Regions from separate parts of the Homo sapiens genome. Here region 2 is linked to region 1. Evidence: read pairs that join two places in POLR2A ChIA-PET (ENCODE). Cell type or tissue: A673. All regions are shown on one strand. Each heading gives the region's core, and the rest is flanking DNA. Links, peaks and the distances in the headings are about the cores only. Region 1 overlaps TRAPPC10 (trafficking protein particle complex subunit 10). Region 2 overlaps CSTB (cystatin B).

What was found. Peaks named below come from ENCODE experiments on the same cell type or tissue, not always from the same donor. Only the 100,000 strongest peaks of a DNase experiment are listed, where the experiment ranks them.
Region 2: POLR2A ChIA-PET joins it to region 1 with 11 read pairs; 4 of 35 experiments call an interaction of 5 or more read pairs at or near these places.

Annotation. Positions count from the first base shown.
Region 1 is chr21:44,023,004-44,028,344 of GRCh38, forward strand. The region is part of intron 1 of TRAPPC10 (trafficking protein particle complex subunit 10); the gene reads left to right. Among named protein-coding and RNA genes, the nearest start is that of TRAPPC10, 13 kb to the left of the region's middle. In A673, for the core only: no CTCF peak of the experiment used is centred there; no DNase peak of the experiment used is centred there; H3K27ac peaks cover 3,226 bases.
Region 2 is chr21:43,769,694-43,775,105 of GRCh38, forward strand. CSTB (cystatin B) reads right to left here. Exons shown (of 3, transcript NM_000100.4): 2 at 4,965-5,066; 3 at 4,257-4,637. The coding sequence ends at 4,509. Among named protein-coding and RNA genes, the nearest start is that of CSTB, 3.9 kb to the right of the region's middle. RefSeq lists enhancers at 257-1,179, 1,180-2,101. In A673, for the core only: no CTCF peak of the experiment used is centred there; a DNase peak (open chromatin) is centred at 2,208; H3K27ac peaks cover 2,401 bases.

The DNA of each region.
Region 1 (5,341 bases), core at 46-5,045:
GATATTCTCATTTCCCTATGTCTTTTTTTTTTTTTTTTTTTTTTTTTGAGACAGAGTCTTGCTCTGTCGCCCATGCTGGAGTGCAGTGGCTCCATCTTGGCTCACTGCAAGTTCCACCTCCCGGGTTCACGCCATTCCCCTGCCTCAGCCTCCCGAGTAGCTGGGACTACAGGTGCCCGCCACCACGCCGGGCTAATTTTTTGTATTTTTAGTAGAGATGGGGTTTCACCGTGTTAGCCAGGATGGTCTCGATCTCCTGACCTCGTCGTGATCCTCCCGCCTCAGCCTCCCAAAGTGCTGGGATTACAGATGTGAGCCACCGCGCCCGGCCTATGTAACCATTTTCAAAGTGAGTTGGTTCACTGGCATCTTTCAGAGGTGATCGGTTGGCGTGTTTTTGTTGTTCGTTTAGTATGGCTGTGAACTTAATCATTATGAACATACTTGATGTGTTACAGTCCATTGCATTGTTGCCTCGTTGGTGAGCAGGTTGTTCTCCCTTTGGCCAGGGAGAGTCTCTTTCATGTTGGGGTCTAAGATAGAGGCATCTTTGTCAGATTCTTTCCTATCTAGCCTGACAAGATGTTCCGGGCTCATTTTGAACATTTAATGCCCTGATCTGCACTTAGCAATTGCCAAGGAGCCCTGATTCCTTTTAGTGAAAAATAGTATTTCAAGACCATAGTCTGCAAGCTTGGGCTCCTAGTTGCTGTGAGGCCTTTTCAATAGGCAGAGCTAGGAATAGCTAGGCATTTTTGTTTGTTTGTTTTTTGTTTTTGTTTTGTTTTGTTTTGAGACAGGCTCTTACTCTGTTGCCCATGCTGTAGTGCAATGGCACGATCTCAGCCCACTGCAACCTCTGCCTCTCAGGTTCAAGAGATTCTTGTGCCTCAGCCTCCCGAGTAGTGAGTAGCTGGGATTACAGGTGCATGCCATCACATCTGGCTAATTTTTATATTTTTAGTAGAGACAGGGTTTCACCGTGTTGGCCAAGCTGGTCTCAAATTCCCGACCTCAGGTGATCCACCCACCTTGGCCTCCCAAAGCATTGGGATTACAGGCGTGAGCCACCGCACCAGCCTAGGAATTGTTCTTTGTTTTTTGTATTTTTAAGATAAAATACATCATAAGTTCACTCTTTTTGATGAAAACTCAGGGCTGCAGGGTTTTAATTAACAGCTCCATCCTCTGTGTTTTCTCTTTTCCACACTGAAAATCCTAATTCTCATGGGTACTTGAGGAGGCTAGAGTTAGAGGTTCCCCAGCTCATGCTGCTTCAGTCACCTGGAGGGCTTGTGGACACACAGATGGCTGGGTCCATTCCCCATTTCTGATTGAACAGGTCTGGGTGGGGCCTGAGAATGAGCATTTCTAACAAATGCCCAGGTGGTGCTGATGCTGAAGGGCCAGGGGCCACTGAATAGAACATCACACGATTGCTCACTTGCTTTCAGTTGCTTTATCCCTCATTACATAGACTCTGAATAACACTATTAACTCCACCATCAACAACAGGACTAGTGAACACAGGTCTAGAACTGTTTTTGACAGTTCTTATTGGCATTTGGATGTATCCCATAAGGAATGAACAGTCAAATTACTGTAGTTTTAAAGTTACTTGTCATAGCTCCTCTCTCTGAGATTATACCACTAAATGTATATGTATACATTTAAGTTCACTTGTTTTATTTTTCCTGATTATTTTTAGGGAAAACCTTGAAAAAATCTAATTGCTTTATAACTATATAAAATATTTACTTCCAAAATTAAATCTACAAAATGAGGTCTATTTAAAGAAGCCTTGTGTATGTTCTGTCCTCTCCATGCTAACTCCTCCCTTCCTGAGTACTCCATCACAGTTTTTATGGTTTTCCTTCCACGTGAAAAACATCCAAACATATTTGTATTTCCCTTTCTTAGCTTAGACATTGCCAGCTGCACACACTGTCCCACCTCACTTTCCCCCGGACTCCACTCCACGCTAGGAGTATGTTGAGATCATTCTCATTCCATGATGTCGATATTCCGTGGTTTATTCTGCCAGTCCCCTCCTGGTGGAATTTGAGTTGTTTTGTGTTTTACTGTTTCCAGTAGTTGTGCACAGATAGCCTGTCTGTGGCCTTTCCGACGGGCCTGTTGGGATGGAGCCCTGCAGGGCGGGTTGCTGGGCTGAGGCAAATGGTTATGTCACTGTGCTGATGCTGCCTCAGCTCCCTCCTGAGTGCTTGCACCATTGGGAAACTGCCTGTAGGCCTCGCTGAGAAGCCAGCCCTTGAACAAAGCCAGTGGCAAAGGGGAAGTCTGGGGAAAGACCAGTTTGGGAACCCTTCTGTCTAAAGCCTTAAGGCATTGGGGTGCCAGGAACAGGAGTGTCTCTTTTTAACTTGTAAATACAGTACTGTGGTTCAAACTGCTACAGTAATGCTGTGTTTATTTAAAAAATGTATACACTGTTAAAGGCTGATTCCTCAGTATTCTTATATTCAGATGCATTTATCCAGTCTTTTTGTTTTTAAACTCTTGAATTTTAAGTTTGCTCTCTGAGGGCTAGAGAAGGCAACTTGTTTCCTTGATTAGAAGAGTTCATTCAACTTCTTAACATTCTTGGCCTGTGTGTTCTTGTCTTTTAAGTTAAAACAGAAAAAGACTGGGACTTTCTGTCTTTTGACTAGTCTTTACGTGTAGTAGTTCCTTTTCTGCAAATTTCCACAGTAGGAAACTTGATGAACACTAATGTATGGGTTTTCTTTTGACCCCACCTACAGTGGGTAGTATTGTCATATGACTGGGTGCTGGGAGAGAGCAGCAGAGGGCAGGGGTGTGTGTGTGTGTGTGTGTGTGTGTGTGTGTGTGTGTGTGTGTGTGTGTGTGTGTGTGTCAGAGGGAAGGTAGAGACCACAGGAAGGACCTGGAGGAGAGCCAGGCTGAATGGGTATAACGTTAAGCCGGCGATGACATGGCAGGGGGTGTACTGAGTACTTCTTTAGACTTGGCCTTTAAACTTGGTGGTGCAGAACTGTGGGAGGGTTCATTTGCTTTACTTCTCAAATATGTGCCTTCTAATGAAGGGAGGACAGTGTCTATGCTAGAAATGTGGAGTTAGTTGCCTAGTCATCTTAGGGGGTGACTAAACCTTGCTTTCTACCTAGAGAATCTGGATAACATCTGGATCCTTTTTTGTGCTTTCTCGTTGACCTTCACTCCCTGCCCCCACCCCCGACTGCGAAGGCTTTTCACGGACAGATACTCTGGCAGGAGCACCGGGGAGGCTTCCATACCCATGATTATGCATTTGATGTTAGTTTTCACCATGAAAGAGCTCCCAATCTGAAGCATTAATTTTCATTACTGCCTCGACATTATACACGAATTATAGCAAATACTTTATGCATTATTGAACAGGCTGAGATGACTTCCCAGTTTGTAATCTCGGATGTTTTTATCGTCCATTTGAAAGCCCGTTTTACCAAAAGCCATTGAAGAGAAATGAATGTATGGCCTATGGGCAAGCACTTGCATTCCTAGGCTTGAAGACGGTGCCCTCTCTAATCCCGTGTTTTCAAACATGAACTGCCTCATAGTGGATTGCAGCTTTCTTTTGTTAATAGGCTTAAAGAATTATTATTTCTGCAAAATTTTCTGTAAAGCAAATCTTAGATAAATTATACATTTCCTTTGACTTTTTTGTTCAAAAATAGAATCATGGAACCTTGCTTGGAGGGCCTTAAAATTAGTTCATCTCTTGTCTAGTCCAGTCACTCCGCTGCTTTTAGTCGCAACTGGGAGATGACCCAGCCCATGGTTGAGGCCCCCAGCTGTGGGACACTTTCTGTCATTCTTCACCCCCCTCCACCCTCAGGGTCTTCTCTCGTAGGCCACAGCATTTCTTGGGTTGAGCTAAATCCATTTCTCTGTCTTTCTCACCCATTAGTGCTCTGGGGCCTACTAAGCCCTACAGAATAAAGCCAGCCTTTGAAAATAAGACAGCCCATTAGGTGGCCGAGGACAGTGTCTTGTTAACAGGTTGAAACACTCCACATGTCTCCAACAATTTAAGATAAAGTGAGATGTATTTTATTAGAAAACTTACTGTTCCTTTTACCAAGATTATGCTAAAGAATTTGAAGAAAAATTGTCCTGTATCAGAGTATCAGCAAATATTCAGACTCCTTATGTCAAGGTTTTTTTTTCCAACATAAATCTCCAAATAGAAGTATTGACCTTGAAAATATATCATGTCAGGTATTTAGGAAAGCGACAAACTGACTGAACATTCTGTTTTGCTTAGCCACTCTCTCAGGGTTATAATTTTGTGATCCTTTTATACTTTTGTATGAGTAAGACCATCACGGCTTTGCACGTTCAAGAATTGGTTCAGTAAAAAACAGATGACAGAAATGTTCACTCTGTCTGCGGAAGGCCTTTTGGAACCCATATTTTCAGCCAACCATTGTTAAAACAACTGCTGCAGAGTAAGTAGTAAACTTGTTAGAATTAAGAAGTTGGGAAGGAGCACTGGGCAGTATTGAGTCCTAAGCCAAGCTACCTGGGTTCGAATCCCAGCCTTGGCGCTCATTTGCTTGATGTTGGGCCAATTAGGGGAGTTCTTGATGTCTTGGTTTCCATATGAGGGTTCAGGGTGAGTATGCGTGAAGTGCCGGGGGCATAGCAGGCGCACGGTGCTGTCTGGAGGGACGGTAAACAGGTGGCCCTTCTCTTGACTGTGTTACCTAGCAGCTGTTCCATGACCCTAATGTGATGGTTTTGGGAGGTGGGGCCTTTGGGAGGTGATTAGGTCATGTGGCTGGAGTCCCCACAAAAGGGATTAGTGCCCTTATAAAAAAGGGCCCCAGAGATCTCCCTTGCCCCTTCCCCCACGTGAGGGCACAGCAAGACCAAGGTACTCAACCTGCTGAAGCCTTGACTCAGACTTACACCCTCCAGAAATGATAAATAAATTTCTGCTGTTTATAAGCCATCCTAGTTTATTGTATGTTGTTATGGCAGCCTGAACAGAGTAAGACATTGAATTTATTGAAATGTTACCTGTTACACTAAATCACTGAAGTCATCTTTTTGAATTCTTTCCCCCATCGTGTTTCTTATTTGCTTTGAACATAAAAGGTTTTAAATTACACAAGTAATGCATGAATACGTGCTTGTAAAAATCTCAGGGAATACAGTAATAATTCAGGAAATAGCTAAGCCTATGTTAGTAATCTGATTGCATGTAACAGAAAATCCAATTGCAACTGCATAAATAATCCAAAAACTGATTGGTCCATGTAATCAGACCCCAGAGCTCTGCCCCGCTTTCCCGGGGATTCTCTGAACTGGGCTT
Region 2 (5,412 bases), core at 296-5,295, 250 kb before region 1:
TGCTCAGGAGGCTGAGGCAGGAGGATCACCTGAGCTAGGGGAGGTCGAGACTGCAGTGAGCTATGGTGGCCCCACTGCACTCCAGCCTGGGCAACAGAGTGAGACCCTTGTCTCAAAAAAACAAAACCCAGGCCTGGAGTGGGGGCTCACGCCTATAGTCCCAGCACTTTGAGAGGCTGAAGGGGGTGGATCACCTGAGGTCAGGAGTTCGAGACTGGCCTGGCCAACATGGTGAAACCCGGTCTCTACTAAAAATACAAAAATTAGCCAGGCATGGTGGCAGGCACCTGTAATCCCAGCTACTCAGGAGGCTGAGGCAGGAGAATCACTTCAACCCGGGAGGTGGAGGTTGCAGTGAGCCAAGATAGCACCATTGCACTCCAGCCCAGGTGACAAGAGTGAAATTCCATCTCAAAAACAAACAAACAAAAAAACAAAAAAAAACCCTACCAGCTTTGGGAAAAGTGATGCTCGCTGAGAATTCGGGGTGGAGGGTAGGAGACCCAACCAAGATGACACTGTCACTCGAGAGTGAGTGACAGCTGGCTGGGGACCCGCAGCTGCCTGCTCAGCCCAGGGAGCATGCCTGCCTCAGGAGCTTCAGAGTGAGGGTCTGCGCTCTCAGCGTGGGGCGGTTCCTTGCCTAGCATCTGTTGAGTGCATTTCCATCAGCCAGGGCCCCAGTGGAAACAGGCAGCACTCACAGGAGCAACTCAAGCAGCGTTTGGTGTCCAGCGTGTGGAAGCGGTGTTCCCTTTCAGGACGGGGCCCGCGTTACAAACGGGGAGCTCAGGCCAGGCCGTCCTGGGCTCCTGCACGTTCTGGACTTTGCGCACCCACCCCTCCACCTTCCCGTCCTACCTGTGACTTGAGCAGGCGCCCAGGCTGTAGGGCGGACTGCAGGAGAGGGGCTGCCCCTGGAGGGGGTTGTAGGCCTCTGCTGCCCTGGCTCCCCTTGCCGTTTTCATTTATTTATTTATTATTATTATTATCTTCAAGACAGGATCTCTCTCTGTCACCCAGGCCAGAGTTCAGTGGTGTGATGATGGCTCACTGCAGCCTCGACCTCCCGGCTCAAATGATATGATCCTCCCACCTCAGCCTACCAAGTAGCTGGGACTACAAGTGTGTGTCGCCAAACCTGGCTAATTTTTTATTTTTTGTAGAGATAGGGGTCTCACTCTGTTGCCTAGGCTGGTCTCAAACTCCTGAGCTCAAGTGATCCTCCCACCTCGGCCTCCCAAAGCTCAAGCCATTTTTAACATTGCCGAGGCAGTTTTGGGGAAACATGCCTGAACGAACCATGAGTAAGACCTCCACGTTTTCTTTCTGGCTCTCAGGGGTCTGGAGGGGAAGTGGCTCATGGCAGGTCCCAGCACGTAGGCCTCTGTTTTCTGGTTCATGTTCCAGGATGGGGAAGGACCTAAGCCATCAGTGTCCTGGAGATCCAGCGTCTTAATTCATTCAGGGTAGCCCGTCCCGCCCTCCAGACTGCTGGGCACACCAGGGGCTCTGCTCCTGCTCTGTCCCAGGACTCAGGGCCCCTCCAGGGCAGCTGCCGTGACGTCGTGGCTATGAGGCATTCAGCCGCCTCCCAGAATGCGCCATGCTCTTGCCCAACCTGGACTCCCCACTCTCTGCTGCTGGCGCCAGGACGGTCTCACCCACCTCAGCCTCTAGCTCCTCCTCCTCAAGCCTCAGGTCTGAACTTGGCCATGGCCTCTGCCCAGAAGCCTTCTGCACCTCTGTCAGATCCCCGTTTACCCCCAGCAGGACCCTCCCTTAGGGCACTTGGTACAATTTCACATCCGTGACAGTGACAGTCACCGCCCCCATGCTGTGAGCCCCACGGGAGTCCGAGCTGACTTCATTCTTCCCCTACTACGTGCCTCATCCACTTTGAGCTCCTGTATTAGTCCATTCTCATGCTGCTAATAAAGACATATCCATGACTGGATAATTTATAAAGGAAAGAGGTTTAATTGACTCACAGTTCAGCATGGCTAGGGAGGCCTCAGGAAACACAATCATGGCAGAAGGGGAAGGAAACACATCCTTCTTCACATGGTGGCAGGAAGGAGACGTGCCAGCAAAAGCGGGGAAAGCCCCTTATGAAACCATCAGATCTCATGAGGATTCACTCACTATCACGAGAACAGCATGAGGGTAACCACCTCCATGATTCAATGACCTCCCACCAGGTCCCTCCCATGACACGGGATTATGGGAGCTATAATTCAAGATGAAATTTGGGTGGAGACACAGCCACACCATATCAGAGCTCCTAATGCACTCTCAGAGGGCAGGGTTAAACCAGCGGGGGGTTCGGTTAAACCAGCGGGGGGTTCGGTAACAAGGGACTTTTGTCAGCGGGTAGTGAAATTCATCAGATTTCCAAGCTGCTGCTGTTGATGCTCCTAAGGAAGCAGACAGCGTGTGGATGAAATTGACAACTTCATATAAATTATATATATATATAGAGAGAGAGAGAGAAACGGAGTCTTACTCTGTTGCCCAGGCTGGAGTGTAGTGGTGCAATCTCGGCTCACTGCAACCTCCTCTGCCTCCTGGGTTCAAGCTATTCTCTTGCCTCAGCCTCCTGAGTAGCTGGGATTACAGGCACCTGCCTGGCTAGTTTTTTGTATTTTATTTTATTTTTTTCAGTAGGGATGGGGTTTCACCATGTTGGTCAGGCTGGTCCCGGAACTCCTGACCTCAAGTGATCCACCCACCTCAGCCTCCCAAAGTGTTGGGATTACAGGCGTGAGCCTGTAATTTTGATCCCTTTGTCAACTTGTATTTAAACCAGACCACAGCATTAATTACATATTTTATTTTCTGTTTTACACTGATATTTCCTGTTTACACACAAGCTTCTAACCCTAAATCCAGCTTCCCCCAACCCAGGTGCCCCATAGGAGTTCCTGGTCACTGCTCCTGCAGACAACCGCTCCCTTCCTGTTGGGGATGGCTCTCCCGCTGCGTGGTCCCCTAAACAGCCCCTCCCCCACCTGCCTTCCGCTGGAAATTCTCAAGTGGGAAATACAACGGGTTTTCCTTTCAATGCAAAACTGCTTGATTCTGTTTTGCATGTTATAAAAGCTTAGTCTCAGAGTTCATGTTAAGAGTGTAGAATACACACAGTCCATGATTCAGTTTTCTTTTTGGTTTTTTTTTGAGATAGGATCTCACTCTGTCACCCACCCAGGCTGGAGTGCAGAGGTACGATCTCGGCTCACTGCACCCACCACCTCCCGAGTCCAAGTGATCCTCCCGTCTCAGCCTCCCAAGTAGCTGGGATTACAGGCGCCTGCCACAACGCCCAGCTAATTTTTTTATTATTAGTAGAGACAGGGTTTCACCATGTGGGTCAGGCTGGCCTAGAACTCCTGACCTCAGAGTGATCCACCCACCTTGGCCTCCCAAAGTGTTGGGATTCTAGGTGTGAGCCACCGCGCCCGGCCTGATTCAGAATTTCCTAACATCACTTTCAAAGCTCTGTGGACTCACTGGTAGATCCCTCCTTAGTCTTCACAGATCCCCCACGATCTGGACAGCCTGAACCCTGCAGCTGCAGTTCTGGCATACGCTGCCGGACGCCTCGGAGGCAAAGCGCAGCTCAGGACACCCTCAGGAACACGTTCACATCATGACCCCGGTGCACAGAGACTTTCACCCCCAGTCTTAGCTCTTATCATGTATGATGCTCCCTCTTCTGTCCTATTTAACATAGAATCACAGTTGGGAAGGCACCGGACCAATTCCATGAATGGGAAGTAATCCCTGTTGAAAACTAGAAGGTGTTTTTAAAAACAGCCACGCTCTCCTAAGATACCTCCCTTTAGAAGCCCACGTGGCTCCATGGGAAGCCTCCCGCACCACAGGGCACTCAGTGAGGCTGCAGGCTATTCTGCACGTGCACGACACTGTGTGGCTGCCTCTCCGTACCAGAGCATAAAGTGCGTGAATGTATCTGAGATCTGGAGCCAGTTATGCTCTGGAATTGGATTTACTCACACTCTTTTATTTTATGGGAGAAACTGAAGCTTGGGGCCAGGACCTAAGAGTCAAAGCACCAACATGTAAAGAGTGGTGGTTAGGAACGCGGGCCGGAGTGGGCAGGTGTGAATCCTGGGTCCACCACCTGCTTGCTGTGTGAGCCAGGCAGTCTCTCCGCCCTCCATGCCCCCGAGGGGAAGGACCTGCCCGGGGTGGTTCAGACGAAGAAAAAAGTCTAAAACAAAGGAGGCAATCTGTAAGGATTTTAAAAATATATCTATTTTGAAAATATTCTGAAAGTAATTAAGATCACCTATTGGGAAGGAAAGAAATCAACACAATGAAATTTAGGAAGAGAAATGCAAAAGCAGCTGCAGAATCCTGCCCCTTCCACCCCAAGGGGCACAGCCCGGAGATGAAGCTTATTTTAGGATCACAAGTGCACGCTCTGGTAGACGGAGGATGACTTTGTCAGTCTTCTGGCTGAAGGGCCTTGTCCAAAGTCAGGATCAGAAATAGGTCAGCTCATCATGCTTGGCTTTGTTGGTCTGGTAGTTAGATAAGGTCAAGGGCTTGTTTTCATGAGGGAGAGATTGGAACACTCGCAGGTGTACGAAGTCCTCGTCGCCGACGTGCACCTGGGAAGAGAGCGGAGTGAGCGAAGCCTCTGATCCCAAGTCACCTTGCTGCGCCCCTCCAGGTCATTAGCAGCCAGCTGAAGACAATCTTGTCTTCTCCTGCATGTGCAGGGGATGCCTCACATCCCACACTTGTTTCCTTGGGGTTCTTAGCTCCCCAGAAGCCCTAGTCCTCCTGAAAGGCCGATGGACACACACAGTAGGATGCTTATCTCAGGGGGCAGCCACAGGGCGCCCCAGCACCTAAGACCACACAGCCCGGGCCTGCACAGGCGGTTTCCTACCAGCACCCGTTCGGGGCAGGCCCTCCTGAGGCCCACACTCTACCTTGATGAAGTAGTTTGTCCCCGCGACCACCTGGCTCTTGAATGACACGGCCTTAAACACAGGGAACTTCTTGTTTTCTTTCTCTTCAAGCTGGGACCTCACCTAGACAGAAGGGACAGAATGAGGATGTCTCAGTGGCTTCTTGGATTCCCTCCTGCTAGAGTAACTTGCACGCATGTGAGCACACACACGATTCTGACACTGGCTCTTCACACAATTGTCTCTTACAACTGAAGGGACATTTAAACTGTCAGCCTAATAATAAAGTAGAAAAAAACAGTTCCAGCTGGGTACGGTGGCTCAAGGATGTAATCCCAGAACTTTGGGAGGCTGAGGTGGGCGGATCACTTGAGGTCAGGAGTTTGAGACCAGCCTAGCCAAATGGCAAAACCCCGTTTCTACTAAAAATACAAAAATTAGCTGGGCGTGGTGGCGAGCACCTGCAATC